Linked DNA regions of Homo sapiens: region 1 is linked to region 2. Evidence: chromatin contacts called from ENCODE Hi-C data. All regions are on one chromosome and are shown on one strand. Each heading gives the region's core, a stretch centred on a gene start or an enhancer-like site at or near the end of the contact. The rest is flanking DNA. Distances are from core to core; before and after follow the strand shown. Region 1 holds the start of TSTD2 (thiosulfate sulfurtransferase like domain containing 2). Region 2 holds the start of IARS1 (isoleucyl-tRNA synthetase 1).

The links. Hi-C counts contacts between places; a loop is a spot of excess contacts on that map. Pooled maps may share reads with other maps.
Region 1: a pooled map shows a loop between it and region 2 (15-fold over the local background). The contact joins the promoter of TSTD2 here to the promoter of IARS1 in region 2. A Hi-C loop is called at or near these places in 1 of 37 single-sample maps with no recorded cell type and 10 of 50 pooled maps.

The regions. Positions count from the first base shown.
Region 1 is chr9:97,630,880-97,638,195 of GRCh38, forward strand. It overlaps TSTD2 (thiosulfate sulfurtransferase like domain containing 2), which reads right to left and starts at 2,489. Exons shown (of 10, transcript NM_139246.5): 1 at 2,364-2,489. It overlaps NCBP1 (nuclear cap binding protein subunit 1), which reads left to right and starts at 2,942. Exons shown (of 23, transcript NM_002486.5): 1 at 2,942-3,036. The coding sequence starts at 3,003. RefSeq lists enhancers at 2,410-2,739, 2,508-2,802, 2,967-3,802, 3,360-3,439.
Region 2 is chr9:92,292,447-92,299,647 of GRCh38, forward strand. IARS1 (isoleucyl-tRNA synthetase 1) reads right to left here and starts at 1,251. Exons shown (of 34, transcript NM_002161.6): 1 at 1,165-1,251. It overlaps MIR3651 (microRNA 3651), which reads right to left and starts at 101; the gene lies at 12-101. It overlaps SNORA84 (small nucleolar RNA, H/ACA box 84), which reads right to left and starts at 147; the gene lies at 15-147. It overlaps NOL8 (nucleolar protein 8), which reads right to left. Exons shown (of 17, transcript NM_017948.6): 15 at 6,438-6,508; 16 at 5,811-5,890; 17 at 4,912-5,440. The coding sequence ends at 5,390. RefSeq lists an enhancer at 1,633-1,682.

The DNA.
Region 1 (7,316 bases), core at 1,239-3,738, 5.3 Mb after region 2:
TTCAACCTGGGCCTTTCTCCCAAACTACAAATTCATATACCCCACTGTGTGTGAATTTTACACTGTGTGTGAAGCCAGCTAGCTTCAGCTTCAAATACAACTGTTCAAAACCAAACTTTCGTCTTCCCCAGTCTTCCTTATCTGAGTAAAAGACAATTTTATTCTTCCTGTTATTCAGACAAAAAAAACTTTGGGATGATTCCTGACTCCTTATTTTCTCACACTATCATTCACTTGTTCAGAAAATACTTTTTTTTGAGACGGTTTTCGTTCTGTCACCAGGCTGGAGTGCAGTGGGGTGATCTCGGCTCACTGCAACCTCCGCCTCCCAGGTTCAAGCGATTCTCCTGCCTCAGCCTCCCGAGTAGCTGGGAGTACAGCTGCACGCCACCACACGCAGCTAATTTTTGTATTTTTTTTTTTAGTAGAGACAGGGTTTCACCATGTTGGCCAGGATGGTCTCAATCTCCAGACCTTGTGATCCACCCACCTCGGACTCCCAAAGTGCTAGGATTACAGGGGTGAGCCACCATGCCTGGCCAGCTTTGCTTTTGAAGTACAATCCAATCAGATCACTTTGCACCACCATCTTTACTACCACCCTAGTTCAAGCTACTATCATTTGCAGCTAGAATTACTGCAAAAGCTGAACTATCTTCCTCCTTTGGGAGCATGAGAAGTAACTATTAAAAAAATAAGTCAGACTGGCCCTGCACAGAGGCTCATGCCTGTAATCTCAGCACTTTGGGAGGCCAGGAGTTCAAGACCAGCCTGGCCAACATGGCGAAACCCCATCTCTACTAAAAATATACAAATTAGCCTGGTGTGGTGGCGCATGTCTGTAATTGCCGCTACTTGGGTGGCTAAGGCACAAGAATTGCCTGAACCTAAAAGGCAGAGGTTACAACGAGCCAAGACCGTGCCACTGCACTCCAGCCTGGGCAACAGAGCGAGACCCTGTCTCAAAAAAAAAAAATCATACTCCAATGACTTCTCAATTCACTTGGATAATGTCCAAAGTCCTCACAGAGCACCTTCCCCCTACCTCTCTGATCTCATCTACCACTCTCCCGTTGCTCACTACCTATGATGGCACTATTTGTGGGTATTCCTGAATGGGTCGTTAGAATATATCAGCGCCAAGAGAGCAGGGGTTTTCCTTTGTTCACCTCTACATCCTCAGCATTCAGAACTCTGCCTGGCACCTAGGAGGTGCTAAATGCTAATAAATATAATATTCGTTGAATGAAATAAAACAGTGATTGGGTAACCAAAGAAGGCCTCACTAAGGACCTGACATTTGAGCTGAGACCTAAGTGACCAAGAGCCAGCCACGCAGATTTAGAACCAGAGACCTTCAGGTAAAGGAAATAGTATAAGTTCCTAAAATAAGAACAAGCTTGACTTATTGTAAGAACAGAAAGAGTGGTTGGAGTACAGTGAGGAGAAGTAGAACCCCACAGGCCATGGCATGGAGTGTGCAATGGAAAGTCGTAGGAGACTTTTTTTTTTTGACACGGTCTCACTTTGTTGCCCAGGCTGGAGTGCAGTGTGCGATCACCGCTCACTGCATTCTCGACCTCCTGGGCTCAAGGGATCCTCCCACCTCGGCCCCCAACCCTCCCCTCGAGTAACTGGGACTACAGGCGCCAAACACTAGGCTCAGCTAATTTTTTTTTTTTTCCTGTAAAGACGGTGTTCGCCTTGTTGCCCAGGTGGGTCTTGAACTCCTAGGCTCAAGCGGATCCGCCCGCGTCGGCCTCCCATAAGTGTTAGGATTACAAGCGTTAGCTACCCCGCCCGGCCGTCATAGGAGACTTTTAAACAAAGCAGTAACACGATCTGATTCTGGATTTGTGTTGAAAGCAGAGCAGGCAGGGTTTACAGATAATTGTTATGTAAAAAGAGGGAAAAGAGCTAAGAAAGACTCTAAATTTTTGGATTAAGCGGCCGACGGATGACGTCATTTACTGAAATGGGTAAGACCGAAGGAGAATTAGGCCGGGAGAGTGAAATTTCAGATGGCCATGGACAAAGCAGATAAGCCAGTATGGTGCTCATAAAGACATCAGGGGAGGGGACGCTCACACACAGGCATATAGGTACCCAATAACCCTTGAAAACAGATTACTAAAACAATCATTTGTTCCTTCCTAAGCAAACAACTTAAGGAAAATGACGGCCAGCCGGCAAGCCCGGAGCCGCACGCTCGCGTCAGGGCCGGCCTTTCCATACCAAGGGGCGGCACGTGCGGCACCGCCTCCCGCCCAGGCCCCACCCCGCATGCCGAGCTTGGCCCAACCTCTCCTCCCACTTTTCCCAAGGCGGCAAAAGCCGGAAAGTGGGAGTAGATGAGCACATACCCGCCAGTCCTGATCCTTTCTAAGGTCTCTCTTCCCTGCACTGTCTCCGCCTAGCAATTGTCACTGCTCACCGCCCTCGAGCCTATTCCCCCGCCGCGTATTTGGGTAGAAAAGCTCGCTCGTGACGTCACCAAGCTCCGGAAGTCTCCTGGCGTCGGCGCAAGGGCCGCCGGGAAAACCATTGAGAGGCCACCGGGAAACCATTGAGAAGCCCCGGAGGACCGGCCTGAGCGGAGGCGGAGACTAGAGCGGCCGCCGGCACGACCCGCCTTCAGGCGTACGACGACCGCGGCCCGGGGGCTCTGAGTGGCCAAAGCGGCGGCACTTTCTGCGTGGCCCCGGAAGGACATAGAGCGGAAGGCGGGAGAAAGAAGTAGCCGGCAGGCGGAGGCAGCCCGAGGGGGCGGTTGCATGTGTGCCAGACGTTCGTAGCCCACTGAGCTTCCTCACGCCGGCTGTCGCAGCGCCTAGCCCCACCCGGCGGCCTCTCCTGCGCTTCCGGGGCCGTGGCGAGCTAGTGCGCCTGCGTGCCGGCCCATCCGCGCGCCTTGCAGCTGTCCTTGCGTCGGCCAGCGGCCAGACAGTTCCTGCAGCGCTTACCGCCTGGCCTCTCGGTTCCGCGGCGCACCGGAGGGCAGCATGTCGCGGCGGCGGCACAGCGACGAGAACGACGGTGAGTGCCTGCGGCCCGGCCACGGAGGCCGCTCCCGGTTGGGAGCCGAGGCTCGGCGTCTTTGGGTGTCCACGGAAGAGACTGGAAGCTCTTCTCCCCGGGAACGTGCGGGGAGCCGCGGAGGGAAAGAGGAGAATATGGTGGCGGTGTGGTCGGGCGGCTTCTAGAAAGCGACTTCTCCCCCGCCCCAGTTCTTTGAGTCAAGGGCCGATCCTCGGGAAAGAAGGCCTGGTGAACCCCATGGGTAGACCCTTGGTCTCTAAGGATGCTTCAGAATTTCGTCCGTAAAACCACGGAGCAGGGAAGCACACCTGTGTCTGTGCTGCCGCCTCTTAGGGACCCACTGGTCCTAGTGTCTCGTTTTAACCTTCAAAGCTGCACCTGAAAAGGGCTCGGAAGAATTCACTGAAGGAAAGGACTGAGAGATCTCATGAGTTGCAGTCTGAACTCTGTTCCGGTAGTGGTTATCCGTTGATTTCACTTCTTTCAAGCTGCAGGGAAAGAATATTGTCTTACCTGCGCCCAAGAGGTCCCTAATAAACAGACACAGGTTACTGCAGATTTTGAACTGGCCGTAAGCGCATTTCCCTTGTGTGAGAGAGAGTGCTAGAAAACTAACTTCAGGCCTCTGAGAGAGTTAGAACAGGGGTTCCCATCTCCGTTTGGATGATTGTGCTCGTGGAGATCAGTGTTGCCTTCATAAAGATGGAATAATTCTAGTTTTAACAACAACAAAAAAAAGATGCTTATATTACACATAAGCCTTACAATCGGTCAAAAACACAAATCCACACACCAAAAAAGTAAAACTTAGAGTAATTCTATTGTTAACATTTTAGTGTATTGTTTTTTGAAGAGAGTGTATAGTAGTGGTTAAGAGATGAGACTTTGGAACCAGAGGGTTTAGGTTCAAAGCCAGACCCTACCATTTACTTGGTGATCTTGTCCAGGTTATGAAATCTCCTTAAACTTTAGTCTGTAATACAGAAGTAATGATATTTATATCTTCTGGTTTTTGTGAAGGTTAAATGAGGTAATACACATCAGCAACAATGATGTTTTATCATTTGCCAACGCTTAAGAGGCGGTAAACGTTAGCAGATGCTGTCAATGTAAGAAAAAAACCCATAACAGACATTTTAAATTGAGTAAATTTTATCTACTAACGTTTGTCTCTCCTTGAGTGTTGTGGCAGTTGAGGTGGAGGCAGAATCGCATGCATTTAGTTTTAATAGTGAAACACCAGATTTCTACGAAGGAATGGCTTGAGAGGATATTCTAGTCCAGCTTTCTATCTGACACCTAAGGGTCTAGAGACTGAGCATAACTAAGATGGAGGGACAGCTGTCAGTTCCCAAACACCAGCAAGAGCGAATCCAGTCCGGGGCTCTCTTCACTACACAGGTATAAATTAAATAACTATGCTGCGTGCTTTGATTTCTAACACGAGGTTTCTTGTGTAACCTCTGTACAAGGCACAGAAAATACAATTCCCTCCCTTTTTTTTTTTTTTCTGAGACGGAGTGTCATTCTTTGTCAGGCTGGAGTGCAGTGGCGCGATCTCGGCTTACTGCAACCTCCGCCTCTCAGGCTCAAGTGATCCTCCCACCTCAGCCTCCTAAGTAACTGGGACCACAGGCGCGGGCCACCACGCCCGGCTAATTTTTTTTTTGTTTTTGTATTTTTTGTAGAGACGGGGTTTCGCCACGTTGCCCAGGCTGATCTTGAACTCCTGAGCTCAGGTGATCCACCCGCCTCGGCCTTCCAAAGTGCCGGGATTACAGATGTGAGCTACTGCGCCCGCCGATAATACAATTTTCATATGCTTTGTAATTGACTAGTCAAAAACTAATATACTTCTCAAGTCATTACTTGGGGGCTGGAGAACTTGAGTCTTTTGTTCTTTTCTTTGTTGTTCTAATGCTTCCTTTTTCTCACTTAGAGGTAATCCCTAAAGAGAGAGGAAATGTCATTGTAGGGCATCCTAGAGAATTGGAATGCTAATATGTAGAAAAATAACTTTTGCTTTGGTTATTGGGAGACTTACATAACTTTCTTGGAGTTGGCTTGTTTTTAACACCAGCTGGCAGCCAAATCACTGTCCATTTGGGTCTTGCCGCGAGAACCTCAGAGTAAATAAGACAAGTAAAACAAAGCATTCATTAAGCAAAGGTTTTTATGGTTGATATTTTAGTGTGGGAGAGGCAGATACAATTCATGTTTGATAATACAGCAAATCTGAAATTTTTGTCAGTTGCCACAATTTGGATAACGATCGCTGGAGTTTACCCTACACAGTGATCTGAATCAGATTATTTTGGATGCTTTCCTTTTAGTTAAAAATCTATTTTTTAAAAAATAAATCTTAGAAGCTTAAGGATTATAGAAGGCTATTTTAAAATAGGGTAGGAATTATTACAGTCAGAATTAAATAGATGCATCTGAGCATTTCTGGACAATTGTCAGCTGCTGTCAGTCACTGCCCTGACTTTCCGTATGCTTGACTCTCTATATATAGAGTGTGTGTATATATATAAACTATAATAGAATGTATTATATATATTTATATATTATATAAATTTATATTTATATATTATAAATTTATATTTATATATTATATAAGTTTGTTTATTATAAGTTTTATATAAATATATACTCTAATATATATTTTACATATAATTATATACTGTATATATAGAAGCAAGCATATGGAAAGTAATACATATATATATATATATATATATATATATATATATATAAAATCATTTATTCAACAAATACTTAACAGTGCCAAGCTCTGTCCTAATTACTTGCCATACAGCAGTGGACAATATAAAGATAGAGCCTCCCCTCTAGAGTAGAGAGAAGACAGTCAAGTAAAGTATAGTGTATCATATAGTGACAGGCGCTATGGAGTGATACCAGGTAAAGAGGGGAGAGATTTCTGTGAGGGAGAAGTTACTATTTTATGTAAGTTGATTAGAGAAGGCTTCGGTGTGAATGGCATTTGAACAAAGACTTGCCGGAGGTAAGGTAGCAGCCATATAGCTGTATGGGGAAAAGCTGTGATCCAAAGGTAACCATGGGCACAAAAGCCTGAAGACTATAGGGTTCCTGTCATGTTAACAGAAGAGCAAGGAGGCCAGTGGTGCTGGAGCAGAGTGAGTGAGGGGGAAGTTGTAGGAGATAAGATTAGAGAGATAGCAGAGGGTTGCATCTTATAGGGAGATTATAAAATTATACTTCTGTGTTGAGACTCGACTATCAAAGATTAAGGGGGGTAGGATTAGGAGGCTATACCAATGAAGTTCATGTAGTAGTCCATTTATAAACAAGGAAAAGGAAATGCTAAATGGAAAGTAATGTGTATGGATACTAGTCCAGTGCTAAATCTTAACTAATTGCTTAGACTTGCTTTAAAAATGTCTCTGAAGCTTTTTAGTTACTATGGGATATGCAGTCCATTGTTTGTTCTTTTAAGAAAGTATTTAGATTGTTCAAAATCTTAGCTAGAAACAATACGAATACAATTTTGGGAATTTGGGCAATTTACAAAAATTTCAGATTTGCTGTATTAGCCCCATTTAAGCTTCTTAGAATTAGGTCCTTGTCTTTTGGACTGTGGCTGATTTTTTTACTTAACTAAAGAAAAAAATAGAAGTGAAAGGATTTGTTATTTTGAGAGAGTATAGTTTATTTCAGAAGTGATGGTTGCCTGTTTTAAGTCTGCGGGCTCAAGGCATGTTATCTTTCAAGTTGTTCAATATCAAAATAGATGAGCCAAAAAGAAGGGAACAGTGTGCTTAAGGTTTAAAAACGTAATGTTGAAGTTGTTGGTTTTAGTTACTTTACTTTTCTATTTTACAGGGTTGGTTTTTGTTTTCCATTTTGTGGGTCTAAAATTTCTTGTAAGGCTATAAGATGTACAGTGTACCCGTATAAAATTAGGATTGACTTATAGAGGGGAAATTTATTTGGTTTATTAAGATCCTTTCAGATGGATTTTATACCTGCTTCTCTATACTAGCCAAGTCTGTCTGAGTGAAGTGGTAATGTTATCTTTAATTTACATTTTAAAACTTTTACATAGTTAAATTTTAATAAAAAATCTGTTCTTGCCTTGGGAACTACCATAGATACGTTTTCTTCAGGGTACATTGAGCGAATTCCCCAAATTGTATTCGTATTGTTTTATTTCATTTCCCTGTTCCCTTACCCAGGTTGTCTTATGAGTTCAATATCATGTTTCTGTTCGTAAGTTCAGATTTTGTCTGTAGTCT
Region 2 (7,201 bases), core at 1-2,500:
CTATTCAGGAAGAATCATGTACCAGCGACCGGGCTATGGCAGCTGCTGAGGAGAAGCAGCCTCCATGCATAAATCACAGGATTGCTATGGCCCATCGAATCCACTGGAGAGCTGTCCATGCACAACAGCATCCAGCAACCACAGGGCAGGGACAGAGCAGGTTAACCTTGCACAACAACCTTGTTGTGCAGAGGGATGCCATCCCCTTTGCTTCCCTCTTATTATAATCCAGGCCCTTGACTCTTCGCTGCTCCACAACTCCTTCAGGTCACCTTAACCTCAACTTCCCGTTCAGCAATTTCGAGACCACCCTCCCTGATATTAACTACATATTATTCACATTACTTCATATTATTTTGCCTCAATATATTTTAGAAACGCACACTAAAACCATGTTTTGTTTAAAATTTCATAATTCCTTCCAGAATTGCTTCCCTTTTAAACTACTGTATTAGTGGTTCCAATATTCTTCCCATTACTTAGGCATGACATTTTTGAGTCACCCCTGACACTACTCAGAAGATACACACAACCAATTAATCATCAAGTCATGTGGATCCTACCTATAAGCCTATTTCTGTTCCCCCTTTTCATTCTCCTCTAAATCCATTTCTGTTTCTCCTTTTATTCTCAGGTCTTCATAATCTATTAAGTCAAATGTAACCTGAAAGTGGGACCGTCTCAAACGTTTCCTCAATTTAGTTATATCCTATTAACATAGACTCCACAGGTATACTCATGCAAATGTACAAAATGTGTATACAATGACATTCACCGAATAATTGTTTCTCCAGGCAAATAACTGAAAACAATCTAAATATTCATGGTGACTGAAGTAAATTACGGTACATCAATAAAATAAGTATCTCGCAGCCATTGAAGGTAATAAATTAAGACATATAAAAATACGTATTGCCTATACATAAAGTCACAGCTATATCAATTTATACTATGTATATCATTTTAAAAAGATTTTACTCATTTCAAACACTACCTCATTCAAAAAGGCGACCATAAATTCCTGAGGCTGGAAACGAACGAACGGCAAGCCCCGAAGAAACACGCTCTTTTAAAAATTAAATCTTGTGCTACTGTTTCGGGGTTGTAACGCGTGCGTGACCCTCGTCTTTGAGGGCCGGATCCTGCAGGGAAGAGAGGGCGTACCTGAGGGGCCTCGCGTGCCTGGACAGCCCCGCGGGCCAGCAAGCCTAAAAGCAACTCATCCGGCGTCCACGCTGCAACCGGGCGCACGGAGGTGATGCAACGCGCTGAAAATGCGGGATCCAGTGAAGGAGACAGGCTCCGCACCGGCCAATCAGTGCGCGCTGCCTGACACCTGCCAACAAGCCAGGCGCCGATTGGTCGCGCCGGACATGATTGCGCCCACTGGCTCGGATGGTGCGACAGTGGTGCTTGCTGGTTTTGCGCCTCCACGTGGAAAACGAACCAGCGCTGAGGGCGGCGCTGTGCGTGCTGCTTGTATCCGTTGCAGTAGTGTAGACCGAGGTCTCACTCGGGTTGTGGGCACCTCCGGGTAGGTGACGGCCCACTGGGAAGGGGCGCCGAGGTCGGGGCTCATGTTCTTCATCTTGTTTGCTTTTGTCAGTATTTATCTGACTGGACACTTCGTACCTAAATTGATAACGACAAACAGCAACTTCCGGAGAGGTGGCTTTAATAATTATACTTTTGGGCCCTGAGCCGCCGACCCCAAAGCCGCTTCTCCTATCATAAATGGCTACGTGAAACGATAATAACAAAAGGGAAGGAAGGGTCTGACAACCAGATTTAAAAGTTTTATTGTATTTTACTTAAAATGTTTCCGGTAATGAAAACATTGCACAAACGATTTTTTTTTCTTTTTTTGAGAAGCGGTCTCATTCTGTCGCCCAGGCTGGAGTGCAGTGGCACGGTCATGGCTCACTGCAGCCTCAACCTCCCCGGATCAGATGATCCTCGCACCTCATCCCTGGCCAAGTAGCTGGGACTACAGGCTAGCGCCACCACGCCCGGCTAATTTTTGTATTTTCTGTAGCAACGGGGTCTTGCTATGTTGCCTAGGCTGCTGTCAAACTCGTGGGCTCAAGCGATCTGCTTGCCTTAGCCTCCTTAACTGTTGGGATTACAGGCATGAGCCACTGCACCCGGCCTGCATACTTATTATCATTGCTATGAGTCGGCTTGGTACCTTACTGATCTGCTGGTTAAAATCTGGAGCCTTGCAAAGGGCAGTAGGCCTCGGGCTTTGGCCCCAGAGCCTCTAAAGGAAATTCTGGATCTTGCCAAATTGGGAGTAGTTCCGTAGCTGCCTATTGTATCCGTTAGAGGGATATAAAAAATTTATCTGGCCTAGAATAGGTAGAATGCAGTTTCTTATTAAGTTTAGGAACATTTTGATAGTCTGTTCAGCATATATTTAACTTTACTTACCGTCTTGGCCCTGTGTGAAGGATTAAAGTGGTTTCATGTCCTCCATCATGGGTAACTCAGTGTTCTGACTATACTCACATAACGTACATAATTTAATAGCTGCAAATCTTGTTAATTAACTGAAAGTATTTGGAATGTGTTTGAAGTTTTCACATTCCTCACGTTGCCACCTTGTTCAGTTCATTTTTGTCACCTATCCAGAGAGCCCAGATAGAGCCAGACAGAGGGCTCCTGGACAAAGGTGAGGTAGGCCAAGTCTAATTATTTAAAAATTTGATTGAGAAACATTTATATTAATAGTACTGTTGTGTTGGAAATAATGCTCAAAATCCTAAGGAAATTGAACATTCAAACAAAGGATTTTCAGCAAAGCAATTTTACTTCTGCGCAGAGGGGTGCTTCTCCTTGGCCAGTCACCATGAGAGCACACCAGAACAAAGGGGCACGAGAACCTTTATCCCTGACACAAACCCTGCCCCTGTACCCTTTCTCCATTGGCCGGAGTTGGGCCTCACAATCTAAAATAACCACAGTTGGCTAAACATTTTAACTTTCTTTAGATAAGGTGGGCACGTAAGAGAGAGGGGAAAGGGGGAAGGGCTGTCTGTAATGAGCTAGAGAGCTAGTCTTCTCTTCGGATAAGGAATACGAGCTGGTACTGATAACGCCTGGTACTGTGGCCTGTCTAGGCATGTAACAAAGGCAGAAAGGAAAGAGGAGAAAAAGGGAAGAGGGGGGCACTGTGAATTAAAGAATAAAGGATTGATCAGGCTATTTGAAGAGAAACCTCATCATGTCCCACAGTTGGAAGGTATGGGAAGACTAAGTCTAGAAAAAGTTAAGCAAATGAAAAAATTCCAGCAAAAAAGTTAACTGTAGTCAAAATATATTACTTGGACTGAAGAGGTGAATAATTTTTTCACCTTTTCAGAATATGTAGTGTCTGGAAGTGAAAAACCAAGAAATCAGAGCATAAGCATGTTAGGTAGAAACATGGAGGTAAATACTAGAGAAATTAAATTGCTGAAGGTGGTTTCATCTGGGGAGCAGGAACTGGGGGGTGGGCAAGGCTACTTGATGTTACTTATTTGTCTGCTTGTGAAACATGTGCCGGATTTAAATTACGGCCACACATTCTGACACTCCTCCCACTAAGAAGTGAGGATCTGTGTCCCCTCCCTTTCAGTCTGGTTGGGCTGTGTGTCAGTTTAAACCTGTAGAATACAGTGAAGTGACTGAGCCGGTTTCTGGGCCAGGCCTTAAGAGACAGGCAGCATCTGCTTCCTGCCTCTGAGAACACTTGCTCCTAGAGCTTTTTTGCTATGCTGTAAGGAAGCCCATGAACAGGCACTGAGTGGGCCATCTTAGAAACAGATCCCGTAGCCCTAGCTGAACCACCCCAGTGAAAGCACACAGCACAGATCAGCAGTCCCTAGTGAGTGTTGACCAAATTGCAGTATTTGTGCATAAAATAAATGATTGTTACTGAGATGATTTGCTATGCAGCAATAGAAAATAAGGTACAAATGTGATCTACATCAAGAGAAGGTAGAAAGTGTGAATTATTTATCCTGCTGCTTAGTTGTCCACACTCTCCTTGAAGTCTGAAGTTTTGGAAACCTAGGAATCCAGAATTACTCTTCAAGTTATTTAGTTCCTTGGACCCTTACTAAAAAAACATAGAGCATAAGCCCTAGGGTCATAATGGTTAACACACCAGATGAAATCCCAACAGTTAAGAGTTTATATTCAGCATAGGTAAATCAATAAATACTAATTTTAGGTACACACATCATGGCTTAATGATAGTCCCTTGGAACTATATAATACTATTTCTTTTTTTTTTTTTTTTTAAGATGGAGTCTCACTCTGTTACCCAGGCTGGAGTGCAGCAACATGATCTCAGCACTGCAACCTCTGCCTCCTGGGTTCAAGTGATTCTCCTGTATCAGCCTCCCTAGCAGCTGGGATTACAGGTGTGAGCCACCACACCCAGCTAATTTTTGCATTTTTAGTAGAGATGGGGTTTCACCATGTTGGCCAGGCTGGTCTTGAAATCCTGACCTCCTCATGATCCGCCCGCCTTGGCCTCCCAAAGTACTGAGATTACAGGTGTGCGCCATCACGCCCGGCCTATGTAATACTATTTCATACAGAGCCCATTTTGATAGGAGACGTATGTCTTGAAATCTAGGCAGGTTGGTTTATTTAATGTAATGTTAAATCTGTTTCCCTATTTGGGCTCAGGGTCCTGACTCCTAATTGTGACTACCTATCTTTCAGGCACTTGGTATTTTTCATAAGCTTTTAGTCTAACTAGAATTTTGGGATTGGTGTACATCTAGATGTTGTTCCTTAATTCCTAGAGGCAATGACAAGATAACTGTATTTGGCTTCCTCTCCTGGTCCTCACAGAACTCTTATATGATGTTGGTCTGAAATGTCCTATATTTCAGTTAACCATTCACCAAAACACAAGTATAAAACTCAATGTTGACTTGTAATTTATCAGTTTAAACAAAAATGACAAAATGGAAGGTGTATTTGACATAATCAGAAATAAAATTTCAAATAGCCTATAATTCACACAAAGCCTAGGCTGGAAAATACAAGTGCTTTGACTCATTTATTTAAAAAGGCTTCATATAAACCTTGCATGAGAAGATGTCCATTAGTTACTCAGGATAGAGGGCAAAGAGATTATATACAAAAAGTATTTTCAAGGACTATCTTGTTCTTCCTTTATAAGAAGTTGAATTTAATTTTTGAAGTAATTACTTAGGAAGAAATGCAGAGGAGTTCCACAGAAAAAGATGGCAACCAGAATGATATTCCGTCAGCCAGATTTTTAAAATTCCTTCACTCTGAAATTTCTTCTTTGTCAGCTAAAACTGTTTTCTGGGTCAGTTTCCTTAGGTGAGCCTTGTTCACATTCAGTATCAAAACCAGCTGACATTTATTATTTTGGTTTCATTTTCCTTTTTGCGTCTTTATGTTTCTTTCGACAATCCTAGGAAAAAAAAAAGACTTGGTTAGCAATAAACAAATTGTTTTTAAGATGTTCAGTAGATAGAAGTAAAACAGGTTATTCTCACTGTCAGGGCTGTGGAAACCTATTTTGAAAGTGCTCTTTTGAAATGAAGAGGGGATATTGGCATTTTTGGCATTAACTGTTTATAATGGGAACTATAATTCAGTCTTTAAAAATCTGATGCTTTCGTGTTACTTAATAGGCTTGGCTGGATTCTGAGACCAGTCACTCAATTGAGCCAGTCTGCAGTCTCCTCACCTATACCATTCATGAGTTCCCTTCCAGGACTGTAATTCTAGATAGGTAACATGTCTATTTTAGGAAATAATATGGAGAAACAATTACTCACCATACGCAGGTTGGTTGTTCTGGCCTCCCAAGAGTTCCTGCTCATATTACTTCCTACTCCTCTCCAGAATAAGTCAGAACCTATTAGGGGAAAAAGAAGAAAGATGAGGCAGCAAACTACTACTAAAATTGGTAATATTCTAAGTGTTGGCATTATCAAGGTCTCGAATACCAGTTAAGATCATTCTTTTCCCTCAGTTTCTACCTATTTTCAAAAATTAGTATTTTTTCTTTCCAAATGAAAAATATAATATTGCTTTTACTGTTTATATATATCATTTACTATTATGTAACTTTGTTTATGCTAGGCTTTAAGAAATGAGCTCCCCAACAGCCTGAGTTTTCACATGGAATTTATGGCACTAAAACTTAGGGGTTTTATATGTCTAACATCTAAGGAAGCCCTTGGAACAAAACAACCCTTTGTTGATGAGAATGAGCGGGCAAAGAAAGTGGTGAGTGGGGAGCTCTCAGACCTTGACAGCTTTACAAGTTAACATTCATCAGTGTGAACAAATGGGGTTAAACCACATGACATTACCAACGGTCAAAATTCCTGGATGTGAATTACTGTAGCTGTATTATTACCTGTTCTATGTATGTAATTTGATGAAAAAAATGGACTGACCTTGAAGTCGTTCATCATTCTTAGAGAAAAAGAAAAATCTAGTGGTCTCTTTCTCAAGTAATGATGCTTCTCTGAAAAGAAAGGGACAAAGGAGAGAGAAAAATAGGTATTGGTTGGTTTAATTTCAATATTTAAGAAGAAATATTTACATTCAAAACATAAATACACTATTTCTTAAATATATCTTTTTTCATTTCCCCCTAGAATCCAGGTGAGCGAGACTCTTAAATATATCTGCTTTGTATTTTGTGCATTTTGCCCTGAGTTAAAACAACCCTCCCTCTAACATTCTTCTATCTGAAGCTTTGATAATGAAGACTTGTTTAAGTAGAACCTCTATCTTTCCTGTGTTGGTTGCTGATACTCTCACTCCCACCATTGCTACCCCATTTGCCAGTGCCTCCCATGGGTAGGCACCCAGTCAACTGCAACATCCTGTTTCCAGACCAGTGACTTCACTGTCAGGCCACCTTCCCTTTTCTATGCACAAACTATCTTCCCCTTAGTGCTATCCAAATCTCATGGAAAAGGAAACACACTCTCCATTATAAAAAGGCTAGAGAACACTCTAAAGAAACTGAGATGTCCAGGCTCAGTGGCAGGGCGCCTGTAATCCTAGCACTTTGGGAGGCCAAGGTGGGCAGATTACTTGAGGTCAGGAGTTCGAAACCAGCCTGGCCAACATGGTGAAACCTCGCCTCTACTAAAAATACAAAAATTAGCCAGGTGTGGTTGGCACGTGCCTGTAATCCCAGCTACTTGGG